2 separate regions of the Homo sapiens genome follow, and region 1 is linked to region 2. Evidence: read pairs that join two places in POLR2A ChIA-PET (ENCODE). Cell type or tissue: A673. All regions are shown on one strand. Each heading gives the region's core, and the rest is flanking DNA. Links, peaks and the distances in the headings are about the cores only. Region 1 overlaps HIVEP1 (HIVEP zinc finger 1). Region 2 overlaps HIVEP1 (HIVEP zinc finger 1).

Region 1 (8,340 bases), core at 124-8,123, 69 kb after region 2:
GCTTAAGAAAAAAAAAATCCTTCAAATTCTGACCTCCTGAATAACCTCAGCTCTGTGTGCTATGCTTAGCAAGTTAACTGGGATGGAGAGCATTTCTAAACTCTTACTAATCAGGAAAGAACTTTCTACTATCAACATCAGCAAGTATAAGCATGATGGTTAGAAGCAAAAGCACTGCAGACTCCTAGCTATGTGACCCTGGGCAAATAGCAATCTTTCTGTGCCTCATTTCCACATCTATAAAATGGGAATCATAAAAGTACCTGTCTCAGGTAGCTGTAGGAATCAAATGAGAAAACATGAAAAGCCCTCTGAACAGAGCCTAGTAGAGACCTGTGGAAAGGTTCGCCCTTTTTATCATCGTAAGACCTATATAAAACCACCTCCCTCTTGCCACTGGGCCTTCCCATCTGCAGAATGAGGAGGCTGAACTAAATGACCTCCAAGGTCCATCCTTCCTGCTGTAAAATGTGTAATTCTCTCAGAGAGGCGCACAAGAACCCAGCAACACAAGGGAGAGCCTTGGTTCACTCCTGGCGTGGCTTAACCAACCACCTTCCAAGTCCCTGTGTATCAGCCCAGTTTATTTTTCTCTTTATCTTTAAACTATCAAATACCACCCTAATTGTATATTTAACCTATTTCCATCTGGATACTATATTAAGCAGTTGTATGCTCACCCTATCTTTTTCTTCACTGGCAAATCTGAAAGAATTTGAAGATAAACCTATGTAAGCACACTTCAAAGTACAAAATAACAAGTATGCTTGGTTAAATTCATACTCTAGTCACACAGGCACACAGAAATTCTGTGGACAGAAACACATAAGGACCATAAAAATCAAGCTTTGTATTAAGTAGGTGTAACTCTTAAATCGTATGGTTCCAATTCATGCTTAGGGACTGCTATCTCATTACACAGCAGCCAACCGTTTTGTTATCACTTTCTATTTTTTCAATATGTTTGCATCACAGCACAGCCTTAGAATATTTTCTAGAACAAAATTCATCATAGAAAATTTCTAAAAACCTTTTGACAACTTCTCATTAAAATTGTAAAAAAAAAAAAAAAAAAATCAAAATCAATGCAACTGTATACCAAATGTAAGCCTAAAGCCTCATGATCAAAAAGAGCTTCTTTCTCAAAGAATGACTTGAGCACTGAGAAGAAAGGTCTCTCTTTGGTTATAAGTTTTTGTGCTATAGTGAACAATGGTTAACAGTATAACAGCATCACCTGTAATGAGCATAGTATTAATATGCAGAAGAGTACTGCAAAAATGTTTTTAAAGAGTTAAATATGTACATGAAAAAGTAAAGCACTTAATTTATTCATAAAATATTTTTCTGCATAATACAAGAATCAACTTTAGCCCAGACTTGCTCAAATTATCACCATTTTAAATGTGAAGCTTAAAAATGTTTTTCTATGATAGGAGATTTTACACAAATTATGTATTTTTCCGTTCTATGGTAAGATAAGATTGTACCTCATCAGAACATATTTTGTACAAAAATGTTCTAAAATAAAATCATTACTCTGGTTAATCATATTACTACATTTTGTATTTGCTTTTAAAAAGAAGCATTTGGCTAACGTTAATAAGCATTCAGAAAGCATCAAATAAGCTCTCAACATGAGCCGAAAAATAATTATCTGCAAAAAAAAAGGAGGCTTGCTATGTTAACTCCATTTTCATATTTTTATCCTCCTCAAACTAAGCACTGTCAGCTATCTACATGATCGCTCCTAGTAACTTTTTCACCCATATTAACAAAAACTATTTTTTAAATTATTACTTATTTCCTTTCTAGCTACAATATAGAGAATTTCTTTTGTTTTTGTTTTTGAAATAAGCCATGGGGTTGTTTCCACTACAAGATTTTTGATTTCTCAAATCTTAAGGCTGTCAGCATGGAACTGCTGACCTAACATTCAAATGTGAAAAACGATGCTTAAACAGCTGGAATTCCATCTGAAAATCATCAAAATTAAACCTACTCCACTTATCAGCTCAACAAGATAATCCCTACATAACAAGTAAACGTAAGATTTTATTCCTGGTAGTAGACTTTGTAAAATAACCACTGGAGTAGGCCCACAATTGATAGCAAATGAAAACATTCATCTTAATCAGATTAATTCTGAAACCCCGGCTGGGCTTCTCTTGTGTCACACAGAAGCGGAGGAGGGGACAGAGAGATGGCTGCCATCTTGGAACCTAAGGAGAGCACTTCACTTCAATCCCGCGTGATCTGTGACACCGACATTTTTTAAAAGAGTTCAACAATAAAACAGAAGCCCTCAGAATCTGTTTCTTGAGAACTAAGTGAAGACAAATATTCTGTTTAACCTCATCTAACACTGTCAAAAAACGAGGCAAGGCTTAAATGAATTTAAGTGGAAAAATGGAGGGAGCAGCACATTGGTAAGAATATTCCCAAATTATTTTCTGCACTGACCTCTCTCCCCCAGATCCCAACCTTTGAATAGTCAGAACAAGAATGGGACATGTCAGTAATCAACATTGAGCACATGAGAAGCCTAAAATGCATTTACAGATTTTATGTAGATATTCCTGTTTCCTGTGTTTATAAAGCATATGGAACCAAGGAGTCTGACATAAACCAGTTTTTTACAGAAAGTAGTAGCTCTCTGGATTGAGCGTGTACCCTGTGTCAGGCACTGTGGCAAATGCTTACATTTGCCATATCATCTCATCTTCACACATCATCTCCATTTTACACACAAGGAAACCAACCACATAGCAAGTCAGTGACTGCATGAGGCCAAACTCTTTGTCTTTATAGTAATTAAATGTACCAAATGGATAAGCTATAAAAATCCTGTATATGGGCCAGGCACGGTGGCTCATGCCTGTAATCCCAGCACTTTGGGAGGCCGAGGCGGGTGGATCACGAGGTCAGGAGTTCAAGACCAGCCTGGCCAAAATGGTGAAATCCCATCTCTACTAAAAATACAAAAAATTAGCTGGGTGCGGTGGCAGGAGCCTGTAGTCCCAGCTACTCAGGAGGCTGAGGAAGGAAAATCATTTGAACCTGGAGAGTGGAGGTTGCAGTGAGCCAAGATCGTGCCACTGCACTCCAGCCTGGGTGACAGAGTGAAACTCCGTCTCAAAAAAAAAAAATCCTGTATGTGAAGTAAAATTTCATATAAAACAAAAGTTAACAATAACCACCTGGTTTATCTGTTCAGGCAATTAAAATTATCACAAGTTTTTAATCAGAAGCTACCAAATATTGGAAGAAGCATTTCCTACTCGAGGTTCAAAAATGTAAACAAATTCCCTGAGTATAAATCATCTCAACCCTCTAGTTTGCTAAAAAGTTGACACAACCAGGCCAGGTGAAGTGGCTCATGCCTGTAATCCCAGCACTTTGGGAGACCAAGGCGGGTGGATCACTTGAGGTTAGGAGTTCAAGACCAGCCTGGCCAACATGGTGAAACCCAGTCTCTACTAAAAATACAAAATTAGCCGGGGGTGGTAGCACAGGCCTGTAATCCCAGCTACTCCGGAGGCTGAGGCAGGAGAATTGCTTGAACCCTAGAGGCGGAGGTTGCAGTGAGCCAAGACAGCACTACTGCACTCCAGCCTGGACAACAAGAGTGAAACTCCGTCTCAAAAACAAAAAGTTAACACAACCAAATATTCTTCTGTTGCACACAGATGACCAAAATGGTCTCTTCTAACATATTATAATCCCGCTAAGATAAGAGACCTGGAGAAGAATGATCATGATGTAATATTGTAAGTACAAGAAGGCACATGTGGACACAAGCAAAGGAGACCCAGGGCATGTCTGTGGAGGGGAGGAGGATATCTGACAAGAGAACAGAAAATGGGGGAAAAAACTCAGAGGTGAAATCTTTAGCAGAGACATCTCCCATACAGAGTAAGAAAACAGTAGAAATGGAAAAGGAGAAGAAGTAACTTCCAGAAAGACAACCAAGCACAGAAATACCGGATGTGCATGCTGAGCTCCTGAAATGGCAAATGGCTATGCACAAGATGCCGTGGAGAACAAGAAGGCCAACCGTGGAAAGCGACCCCATGTGTCAATCAAGGCCATGATCTGATCACATTCCTCAGTGCTACTTCTCACATTTTAAGGAGTCTGGGCCGGGTGCGGTGGCTCACGCCTGTAATCCCAGCACTTTGAGGCGGTTGGATCACCTGAGGTTAGAAGTTTTGAGACCAGCCTGGCCAACGTGGTGAAAACCTGTCTCTACTAAAAATACAAAAAAATTAGCTGTGCGTGGTGGCAGGCGCCTATAGTCCCAGCTACTTGGGAGGCTGAGGCAGGAGAATGGCTTGAACCTGGGAGGTGGAGCTTGCAGTGAGCCAAGATCACACCGCTGCACTCCAGCCTGGGTGACAGAGTGAGACTCCGTCTCAAAAAAAAAAAAAAAAAAGAAAGAAAGAAAGAAATCTGGTTCTCAGACAGGAAAAGAGTTCTCATTTTTTGCAGAGTGTTCGGAGCCAAATGAACTCAACCAATAAAAATGAAAAACAGCTACACCAAATTTTCAAAACATGTTTTGCAAAAGGTTAATACTTAGTATTTTCCACACTGACTTCCAATCTTAAAGGAAATGAAGCTCTGAAACCCTAGGCCCAAATACAACTAAAGTAAGTAACACCTCTTTTCCTTTTTTTCAAAGCTTTGAAACACATTCACAAGAATGAGTGGCAAAACACGAATAGAGCCCTTTATCACAACGGAAGAGGCATGGAACCCCCTGCAAGTCACCAACTCCTCCATTCCATGTTACTCAAGGGTCCAAGCGAAGGCCTGAGAAGGTGGTGGAGATAACCCCTCCACAGAGCAGCGATGAGTAAGGAATGATGGCTGGGAGACACAGCGCTGCCCTGCTGTCAACTCACCAAGACCATGCGGAAGAGCCACCCCGTGCAGTCCAGTGACCCTTCTCCACGGAACCCAGGACAACATGCTAAGCCTTTCTTCTGAACACCAAGTGCTGCTCTCATGCTCTTCCAAAATTCTTCAACCTCACAAAGGATAGGTCGGTGTCAAAACGGCACCCACCACGTTTCCTGCAGATGGGAAACAGGCATGGAGAACTGATTCTATCTGGTTTAACGCTGGGCCAAGGGTGAAGAGACTGAATTCAACAAAACCACAGTCCTACACAGTATACAGATCACCCATCAAGTCGGACACTGTCTCACTTATGTCCCCAATTTGTTTCCTGCCCTTAACCTAACAATTCTTCTTATACCTTTTCTAGTAAACAACCTCTAAGAGCAAAGAAGTAGATACTCCATCTCCTTATAAAAGCAGTCTATGCAGGCTTAATTTTCAAATCCATGCAAACTTTCTATACTCTTCCATGATAGATTCCGGTATTGCACATTTTTATGCTTGCCTAATACTTTAATATGTGTATACGTGTGCACACACAGACAAGTATACGTATTTTTCCCCAAGTAAAATTCACATTCCTGAAAGATACATGTTACCCTGTGGCTTTGCACATCCGTAGGGATATATCTGTCCCAGCAGGAGAACCAAGAATAAATCAAAGAAAGATTACATTCTAAGAGGTGAAACTACCATGGAAGCATAAGAAAAATATAATTTGAGAAAGTATCAGGTATCTGCCTTTTAATACGGACTTGATTACCAAGCACAAGACAAACATTTCAGACTATTTCCCCCAGGAAGCCTAAAAAGAGGCGATGGGTTTCCTGAAAGCTCCTGAGCTGACGGCAGAAACAGTAGGGGCAAACTGGGCTGTGACTCCTCTTCTGGTCTCCCAATTTCCTCTCCCCGCATTTCTTATCTCATCGCATTAGAGATGTCTTCTAGTAAAGCAAAGCAGTGGATCACAGGTAGGGCACAACAAACCTGATATTCCAAACTGTCACAATGAGATATTAAAGATACGCTCAAAAATTAATCTCAGGAGCTGATGGTTACCTGCTTACTCTAACCCCCACATCCTTCCCAGGGCTCGAGTCCTTACAGACATTGTGAGGAGCGCGGAAGTTTCTAGGTGTCACCGCCGAGCACCAACCCCTCTGTCCCTTTGCTTACTCAGGGTTTCCCATGGGGACCTAGAGCTTCACTCCCGTCCCCCGCTGCTGAGTGAGCTACACTGGCTCAGAAGCCGCCGCTTCCCTGAAGTCTTCCCCTTCCCCATCAGAAGTCCCACTGAGGTGGCTTTAGTGTGCTTACTAGAGCTAATCTATTCCAATCTTTTCTTTAGTGGCTGTGAGTTCTTAACTACCTTAGTCAAACAACTTCCTAAACGCTCACAGACAAGTCAGACACAATTTATTCCAAGTTCTCTTTGAAAACTTTAAAAATATCTTAAAGAAGCAAGTTTTCTTATTAAAACTTTTAACTCTACATATGAAATGTAGGCTTAAATCTGAGGGCCTTTCCTGATCTGATTCCTCCTGATTCTCCTGCTCCAGTATCCTGCCTCTCTGTCTCCTTCTCATCCCTCCTGAAGAGAACTTCTTATGCTCTAGAAGTAGAGAACCATTTAAAGTTGCTCAGAGTCCCCAAGTTATTTCACAACCTGCTACCCCAGGATGAAATGCACTCACTTTGCCTTGTCAGCTTCGCAGATAACTTCCCAGCCTTAAGAACCAAATCCAGGTGTTAACTTTCCTTCCCTAAATCATCATTCTGCTTCACCCCAAACTGCGCCCCCTACAATGGGGACAAAATAATGACTCCCTATCTCTGTGGAATCTCCATACTATTCATTTCTCACCATAGTACATAGTTACATGTTTACCTATCAGCTCTTCAACTCCATTCTTCTTTCGAGACCTGTGTTTTATCATTTTATCCCTATCATAAGAACATGAAGTACATGAAGGTAGTAATGAGAGGTGACACCGTGCTGTCAGCCCTCACTCGCTCTCGGCGCCTCCTCCGCCTTGGTGCCCACTCTGGCCGCGCTTGAGGAGCCCTTCAGCCCGCCGCTGCACTGTGGGATCCCCTTCCTGGGATGGCCCAGGCCAGAGCCGGCTCCCTCAGCTTGCAGGGAGGTGTGGAGGAAGAAGCGCGGGCAGGAACGGGGGCCGCGCGTGGCGCTTGTAGGCCAGCTAGAGTTCCCAGTTGGCGTGGGCTTGGCAGGCCCCGGGCAGTGAGGGGCTTAGCACCCAAGCCAGCAGCCGCGAAGGGTGCGCCAGGTCCCCCAGCAGTGCCGGCCCACTGGTGCTGCGCTCGATTTCTCGCCGGGCTTTAGCTGCTTCCCCGTGGGGCAGGGCTCAGGACCTGCAGCCCGCCATGCCTAAGCACCCCCCACGCCATGGGCTCCTGCACGGCCCCAGCCTCCCCGATGAGCGCTGCCCCCTGTTCCTAGGCGCCCAGTCCCATCGACCACCCAAGGGCTGAGTAGTGCAGGCACAAGGCGCAGGCAGCTCCACCTGTGGCCCCAGTGCGGGATCCACTGGGTGAAGCCAGCTGGGCTCCTGAGTCTAGTGGGGACCTGGAGAAACTTTATGTCTAGCTAAGGGATTGTGAATACACCAATCAGCACTCTTTATCTAGCTCAAGGTTTTTAAATACACCAATCAGCACTCTGTATCTAGCTAATCTAGTGGGGACCTGGAGAACTTTTGTGTCTAGCTCAGGGATTGTAAACACACCAATCAGCACCCTGTCAAAATGGACCAATCAGCTCTCTGTAAAACAGACCAATCGGCTCTCTGTAAAACGGACCAATCAGCAGGATGTGGGTGGGGCCAGACGGGAGAATAAAAGCAGGCTGCCGGAGGCAGCAGTTGCAACTGCTTGGGTCCCCTTGCAGACTGTGGAAGCTTTGTTGTTGTGCTCTTTGCAATAAATCTTGCTACTGCTTGCTCTTTGAGTCTGTACTGCCTTTATGAGCTATAAAACTCACCGCAAAGGTGTGCAGCTTCACTCCTGAACCAGCGAGACCACGAACCTACCAGAAGAAAGAAACTCCAAACACATCTGAACATCAGAAGGAACAACCTGTGGACACGCTACCTTTAAGAGCTATAACACTCACGGCGAGGGCCTGTGGCTTCATTCTTGAAGTCAGTGAGACCAAGAACCCACCAATTCCAGACACAGTAACAAACATGTGCTGAGTTGAACATTTATTTGATACAGAAAGGAAAAGAGCCTATGGCCTGTAAATCTGTGTTTCTCAGGATAGTCATTTTATCTAGAATGTTATGAACATATATTTTAAATATGAAAAATGTTTAATACTTATGGCCTAATAAATAACACCTTCAGATCAATCATGCACTCGTTCCTTCAACAAATATTTGGGCTGCCATTAGCTGCCAGGAACTGTGCTGGGCT
Region 2 (8,340 bases), core at 263-8,262:
ATTCAAAAATATATTGCATTTTTATTTGCCAGGAACTAGAAAACAATTTTACAAAAGAAAAAATCATTAAAATGAGGAAAACACCAAATTCTAAGAAATAGAGCAGAAAAAAATAAAGATTCATATGGAGGAAAATGATAAGACACTAAAGAAAACACAAGTATCAGAAATATACAATCTTTTTTGAATAGAAGGCCTGAAAACTGTGAAGATGGTCAGTTTGCCCCAGATTCAATCAAACCCAAACAAAATTCCAACAAGTTTTTTAAAGACCTGATTCTAAAATTCAAATAGATGAGCAAAGGACTAGAAATAGTGAAAACATTCCTGAAGGCAAATAACACAAGGAATCTGCCCTACTGTATATAGTATATACTAGTTATTGCACACTGTATATATCAAGACAATAAAGTGGTAAGTAATTAACATACTGTGATATTAAAATATGGGTAAACAAATTCACAGAACAGAATAGAGAGCTAAGAAGCAAACCCACACAAAAATGAAAAATTAATACGAAACAGTAAAAGGAAAACATACTAAATGTTTCAGGGACATTTAACAATATTAGCAATGGTTACCCACTTGAGAAAAAAAAGAAACTTGAATCCTAACTTACACTACATTAAAAAACTAGGTATATTTTTTTAAAAAAACAAACTCCAGATGGGTTTTTAATCTGAAACGTGAAAGTCTTTTAGAAGAAAATATAGAAAATATATATATATACTTAAGACCTTGTGATAGAGAAGAATTTAAGACAAATAAAAATACAAAAAAATGAATCACAAAATCAAGAAATTAATAGGTTGACAGTATTAAAATCAAGAGCTTCTATTCACTTTAGTGAATAGAAGGCACTTTAAATGAAGTAAAAAATAAATCTGAAAAATAAAGCACATAAAATGAATAGTTATTCAAAATATATTAAGAAAAAGATAACTCAATTTTTACAAAATGGACAAATAATAATAGCAAGCATTTCAGTAAGGGGGAATACAAATGAAGACATGTTTGACATTATTAAATTAAATAAGCAGGAGGCCATTTGCCTGAGGCTGTCTCCTTACCTCGAGTTATGACCTAACAAACTACAACCTCATTTAGTGCGCAAACACAAACCTAATTTAGAGTATTTTTTGTAAAAAATAGCTACTTTTCAGCCAATCACAGGAAGTCAACTGATCAGATCATGCCCAAATAAGGCAAATACTTCATCACACCCTACCTGAACAAGGCAGGTGGCTAGTTGCAGCCAATCAGGTGATTTCTCACTTTGCTTGCGAGTTCAGCCTGTACGAGCTTGCTGCTCACACTGCTCGGCAGAGCTCTCTGAACCTCTTCTGGTTCTGAATGATGCCTGATTCATGAATCATTCTTTGTTTAAATAAAATCAGTTAAACTTTTTGTGTCTAAAGTTTTTCTTTTAACATTAGTAACCAGGGAAACAAAAATCAAAGCAGAATAAAAGAGGATTTAACATCTATCCAATTAGGAAAAAAAAGACTAAACATACCATGTACTTGATAGTACAAAATGAATTCTTGGACACTGATAGTGGGAATGCAAAAAGTTTCCCCAAAAAAAACTCTGGAAAACAATATAGCATCATTTTGTAGAGCTGAACATTCACATTCCCTATATATGCTCTAGAAACTCACACATAGGCACTAGGATATAAAAATATTCATACCTGCATTGTTTATGATAGCAAAAAGGTGGAAATAACTTAAATATCAACAGAAGAATGGGCCAACAATTTCATACAGTGCAATATTACAACAATGAAAAGTAACAGCTATGTGCAACGGCATGGGTGAATCTTAGGAACAACGTTAAGTGAAAAAAGCTGCAGAAGACTACGTACAATATGGTTTCATTTAAAAGTTCAAACTCAGGCACAACTAGAAAATATATTGTTTGGGGGTACATACTTATATGACATAATTGTTTTTTAAAAGGACTGAAATGATGAACACAAAACTAAGGACAGTAAAACCTCTACAGAAGAGACAATGGGATGAATTGCCGATCAGCATGTGGGTGGATACAATGGTACTGGCAACATTCCCGTTCTTAAATTGGGTGTGAGAATCAAAGATTACCATGTCATTCTTATGCTTTGTAATTTAATATGCTACATATATTAATTTATATGTGTCAAACATTGTATGATAAAAATTTAAGAGTATTAAAATTAAAGCTTGAGAAAGCCATAAAAGCTCTCCTAATCGATCTATTTATTTCTTCCCAGTTAATTTTATTCATATTCCATTACCACATCTGTGACAGTCACTATTTCATTTAAATCCCACTCAACAATTTTAAAAATAGTGTCAAGCACAATGTGTGTTAAGAATCAGGAGATAGCACTGTAAGGAAAAACATAATGACTTTATGGAGACTTGTGTGAATGTTGCATCCTTATCTCTATCCCTAAATTGATTAAAATCAAAATAAATCAAATTAAAGTCATCTGATTTTCATTCAAAAGAGAAAAAGAATAAAATAAGTACATTAACATAATTTAGTGCATTTCTTTATTCTATTGGTGTATGATAGGCAAAGTCAGTTTCTTTACTTCCATATTACACTAAACAGATTTAATCCTCCTTAAATTATTAAAATACAAGAGGAAATGTCTTTTTTAATCTATTAATGAGGAAGTTGCTTTTAAGAGCCTACTACTATGCTAGATACTTCTGAAAATAAATTAGTTACTTGTCCTAATAATTACAAAAAAGAGAGAAAGGGAGAAAGAGCCTCAAATAAGTTAAAGACCACAGAACCTTTAATGGAGACAAAGCCTTAGAACTACAAGCAGTGTTTAAAAATAATTTTTTTAAAAAGCAATGTGGCTAAACTTACAGGGTGAAAAAACCCAAAGTACGTCAGAAAAACAATGAAAAAGAGATCTATTGTAGATGACTTACCATAATCTAAAATGAACGTCTATATTTTTAAAGTATATTCTTTGATGGAAGAAATGAATATCCTTTAAAATAAAATAGGTATCAGCAAGAAAAGGTTTGAAAAATCTCAACACCACTGTTACTCAGACTTTTCATGTTGTTAAAGAGAAACTGATATTATTTCTTACTTATATTTGAAAGGGAAAACTATTTTATTTTTAATTTCTGTATAAAAATGAAAGCCAAGCAGTAATTCTATGCAGTGAACTGCACAGAACAATGCTCACTTGGTATTCATCCTAGCTCTTAAATAAGTGTAGCCTGCCAACTGTAGCCCAATCCATTATTCTGAACCTCATTATCCAATTTCTCTTTCTAGAACCTTTGTTTCATTTCCTCCTTCCTATCAGGCATTTAGTTCACTGTTCTGAAAACTCTTGCCAAAGAAGTAACAAGGAAAAGGAAGACAGGCTCACATTTGCTTTGCTACTAGAAGCAGCTCTAAACCATGACTAGATGTAAAAAAAAAAAAAAAAAAAAAAAAGGCTGGCTATAGAGAAAGAAAACTTTAAAAGTATGGCCTCTTATAACCTGAGTGTCTCAAATGCCTCATGCGTTTAAGTCAGTCAACCCTTCAAAGGGACAAGGTGGCCATGGAGACATCTTTACTCTTCTATGCTTGTTTTTCTGTAAGAATGTCATTAGAGGGTCAGATATACATGGCCCTTCCAGAGCTCCCATGGAAGGAGCGTGGGGTGAGGAGAAGGCAGACATGAGGGGTGCTACATAGTACCCCATAAATGTAAGACCAACCCCAAACCATCCTGAAGGCTTCACAGGCTGGTTTAAGGGATGGAGAACTGGGATGGCAGGAAATTATTTCCCCTACAGATACCTGCTCAGTAGTCTAACTAGATTTAAAAGCTATTTTTTGTAAAACGGCTTTCAACTGGAATCCTATTTAGCTAAATTACTCTGTCAAAATAGTCTGCTGTAATTTGAAGATACAAGGCAAAATAAATAATAAATCACGGAATACAAATGTCATAAAGAGAACTTTATTTGCCCACAATATTAAAAGCACATAATCAATTTTGCTCATTAACAGATAGTGTTTCAACAGTATTTACCTCACTACCTGACCATCCCTACATGCTCTTCTGCATCACATCTATTTTTTTATATTACTTGGAAAGATAATCTATGTTTTCTATGGTGAAAACCAATTTTTTCCTTTCAAGTTTTTAATTTTAATACAAAATTACACCCATTGCAGCTGGTGAAATAATACAAAGGCATATAAATGAGTGGGTCATCTTCCCTTGCTCCTCTTCCCACTATTAACACATATCTGTGTATAAATCCTTTCCAACATTGTCCAATCTCACAGAAGCCTCTGTGTGTGTATGCGTATATATATATACATATAAATACTTGTATACACACTTGACTTTGTTAGTTTTCACAAAAAAATAAGATATTTTACATACTACATTGCAATGTTATTTTTCTTATTTGATAAGTTATCACCATCAACTAAAGTAATTAACACTTTTTCAAAGCTGCGTGATACCCCAAAATATGAGTATACTACAAATGATTCAACTGTTCTTCCACTGACTGGTATTCAGGCTGTTTTAGTTGCCTTAGGTTTTTGTCGCTACAAAAAAAAAAAGAAAACTGCATCACATGAATGCACACATGAACACACATGCATGGACACGGCCAACTGTGTTCCTTATATTGGTACTTTTATTGCTACAGGACAGTCTCACAAACAGGACTTTCAAAAGAGCTGCAATAACCTTTCACACTTCTACCAGTCATACATTAATATGTGGGAAACAGTTATAGAATGTGCTATGTGGCTAAAATGTTTCATGAAGCAAAGTCCACAACATTTTAAGTATCAATAAGTTCAAGGGGATTTCTAATTTTGTGATATGTCTATACTGATTTATTTCATAAGGCTACATTTATGAGGTATATGTATAGGCATCATTGCAAGAATAAAGTTTACATTCAAGCTGATTTTAATTTACCTTTTTTTGAAACTTCTGCCCCATTAAGTTCTTTTTGTGCTTCTTCAATTTTGTCTAAGAAAAACAGAGAAAAATTTATAAATTAATTTACCTTAAACAAATAAGAGTACAGTAAAGCAAACATACTACTTTTAAACAGTGTCAGATACCTAGTAAAAAATGTGTTGAATAAATTATGATACAGATGTGTATAAACTGTTGAAGGATATATTCCCTTTTAAATTCATAATTTTAATCATTTCTTAGTCACAAGGACTATTTCCAATTAATAAATGTTTCCATAATGCAAATAATTAGTACACTTTAGATACTGAACTACAGCTTTAAAAGTCTAGTCATCTAATCAAAGTATCTAAAAATAATACTATCTTTACATACAAAGTACCTAATAGGGATTTTAGAGATATAACAAATGCTTACTAGCTTAGAAACAACCAGATTAAGCAAAGCTAAGACTTAAGACAGAAGACAGAAAAGGATGGAAAAACAGAGACGAGGATGAGCTGAAATATGGCATGGCAGAAAGTGTCTATATCCCTTGCTGGCAGCATAGAGCTGACAGCATCTATGAAGTATGAGGACAGAGTACTGCATTCAAGAGGTACTATACACAACTCACTGCAGAACTGCTACACATGTGCACAGTTTTGTCAGACAGATGTAACCCAGGAGCAATAACTAAGAGAATTGGGAGCAGTGCCTTGCTCCTGCTGTTCTTTGACCTGGGGCTCTGGGCACAACTGGATTTTGTAAATATGTGCATGCTCTATTTCAATAATAATTAATTTAAACTTTATAAGGATATACATACTTCATGACATGGGCAGTAATCGATTCCAAATTTAACACACTGGTCTAGGTACTTATTAAAATGGCAAAAGGAACAAATTCCCAGGGTACTATTTTGTACTGAACTGAAGACAATATTGATAATTATATAACATTCTACATATCCCAAATGTGTAAGTACAATTTAAATAAACGCATCAGCTCAGAAGTTGTCTCCAATGCTGACCCTACCGCTGCTCACTGGCCATGGAAGATGTAACCTCCAATATGGTATCCTACTCCAAATAAATAAAAGGCAGACACCGCACACCATGGGCCCTTCAAACTCTGATCTACCTGCCTCTCTCCCTATCTTGCCAGAAAGGCCAAGAAATTCAGAGAACCTTCTATTTACAGATCAAACGTCTTTCAATTGCATATTGATCCAACTTGCCAAGGCAAAGTGGGAGAACAGAACAAAGGAAGCAAGCTAGTTTGAAATATAGGACATTACATCTCAACAATAGTCAAAAATAACTAAATTTTCATCCTGATAAATGTATCGCCCACAGCAATGTCTTATTTGCTTCCTGCGAATTATCAGATCCAGAATATAATTTGAGAGTAGTACAGGCAATCTTTGGAATAAGACAATTTTTCTTATTTATAAACTTTAGTTACTGCTCATGAAACGATGAGTGAAGTTGAAATAGTCCTGGAAAAAAACACACATTAAATGCAGAAACTGGATCCTGTGCTCAGTGGTAGTTTTGCTTCAGACAGAAAAATATGGAATGCTTGCATGAAATCCGTATTAACACAGTGTAAGTAACAAAAGGCTAAGACCCACTTTTAAAAAACGAAATACATGAATTACCTGCAGATTTTCAAACTATAAATAATAAACAAATCACATAACATATAGTACTTGAAAAACATGTAAAAGGACTTTTATTACCAAAGCACTATTATTTCTATGCCAGTAATTCACCCAAACTTAAGAATCATAAATAATATATATGTATTATATATTCACAGTAGTAACAACTGTGCTTAATAGTTTATGTGCACATAATTTTGCATTATATAATCAAAACAACTTTTCTTAATAGAATCAGTTGTGGCTTAAAGCAACAAGAACTCATGATTAACAAATACTTACAGAATAGCTGTTGTTAAGTAATTGAAGTTTGGCCACTTTCTGTTTGCACTTCAACATAACAAAACTCTTACAAAAATAACTTGTTTATATCTGCTTACAAAATACTAGTCTCTGCTTTTAAAATTTTCAACTAAGTTACCTTTTTATCTTGATAATAACAGTATATAAATTTAGACTACTGATTTAGGACAGCTACTACAATAAATATAATAAGTACCTCCTCAAATGCTTCTACCTATAGCTCCACGTCAATAGGTAAACAATCTCCAATTAGCTTGTAACAGCCATTATAAAAGCTTTTGCTTTGGGCAAGTTTTATTACAATTCCTGTTTATATTTAGTGTGTTTTTATAATTCTCCTGGTAAATATGATGTGTTTTAAAGACACTCTCCAAAATTACAAAGAAAGTAGTCATTTACTACACGCTCTTAACTGATTCATACAAGACAGTTTACTGATATGTAAAGCGTTATTTATATTTTTTCACCGTGACAGAGAAAAAATATAGTTTTACATTTCAACTAATATCCCACGTGCATACATATTATGCATACATGTAATTCCCTATTAAAAATGAAAAATCCTGCCCCTTTCTCAACTACATTAATTTCAGGGCTGCCTGCTAGACTCTAAAGCTACAGCTTTAAGTTCATCAATATAAGAGGCAGTTTCCAACACATCCTTTTTGCCAAACCTTTACCAAGGGTAACACTCCCCAGCAATCACATCTCTCACCGTAAGTCTTGATTTAGGGGAGGGGGAGCAAAGGGAAAAAAATGGCATGTTAGACTCTAAGACATCCCCCATCATGCCCTCCCACCACCACTGGGATCTGGGTTAACAATTTCCCAAAGAACTATACATTCAGAAATAAATAATAGTTTCTCTGTTGCTGTTACCTAAAAATAAAAATAGTTATACAAACAAAAAGAATACTCATACCACGTCAGTAAATCTGAAGCCCATAATATGCATTCTTACTATAATGAGTTCTTACTGTATTTAAATTAACATGTAATCTTAATTCATTCAATTTTTACATTAAATACACTTGGAGGAGCCATCACTTGGAAGAAAGATCCCAGCAAACACGTGAATGGATCTGTAATCTTTAAGATCCAGAAAGGCCAGTGGCTAAAACAGCAATAGGCTAGAAGAGAAGTAACTAATAGTATAGACTAAATTTTTGTCCTACAACTATTAAAAATGTATACTATTAAAAATGTATACACAGAAACTGTTAATGATAAAGGCTATAAGAACTATCTTGTGTGATACCTTAAATTAAAAATTTTGTGTAAGAAAATGATGCAAAAATATCTCATTTTCAACACTCACAAATAATCATAAAAGAAGTCTCTTTATTAGTGAAACATAATCTGAAACCACTGAACAAAAGGAAAAAGTCCTAGAGCCGTTAAGAAATAATAATCTTTCTTTTAGGGTTTCTGGAAG

The links. ChIA-PET counts read pairs that join two places held together with the same protein. Peaks named below come from ENCODE experiments on the same cell type or tissue, not always from the same donor. Only the 100,000 strongest peaks of a DNase experiment are listed, where the experiment ranks them.
Region 1: POLR2A ChIA-PET joins it to region 2 with 5 read pairs; 5 of 35 experiments call an interaction of 5 or more read pairs at or near these places.

The regions. Positions count from the first base shown.
Region 1 is chr6:12,016,986-12,025,325 of GRCh38, reverse strand. All of the region lies in intron 2 of HIVEP1 (HIVEP zinc finger 1), which reads right to left. Among named protein-coding and RNA genes, the nearest start is that of HIVEP1, 8.8 kb to the right of the region's middle. In A673, for the core only: no CTCF peak of the experiment used is centred there; a DNase peak (open chromatin) is centred at 2,155; H3K27ac peaks cover 963 bases.
Region 2 is chr6:12,085,852-12,094,191 of GRCh38, reverse strand. It overlaps HIVEP1 (HIVEP zinc finger 1), which reads right to left. Exons shown (of 9, transcript NM_002114.4): 3 at 4,955-5,008. Among named protein-coding and RNA genes, the nearest start is that of HIVEP1, 78 kb to the right of the region's middle. In A673, for the core only: no CTCF peak of the experiment used is centred there; a DNase peak (open chromatin) is centred at 3,291.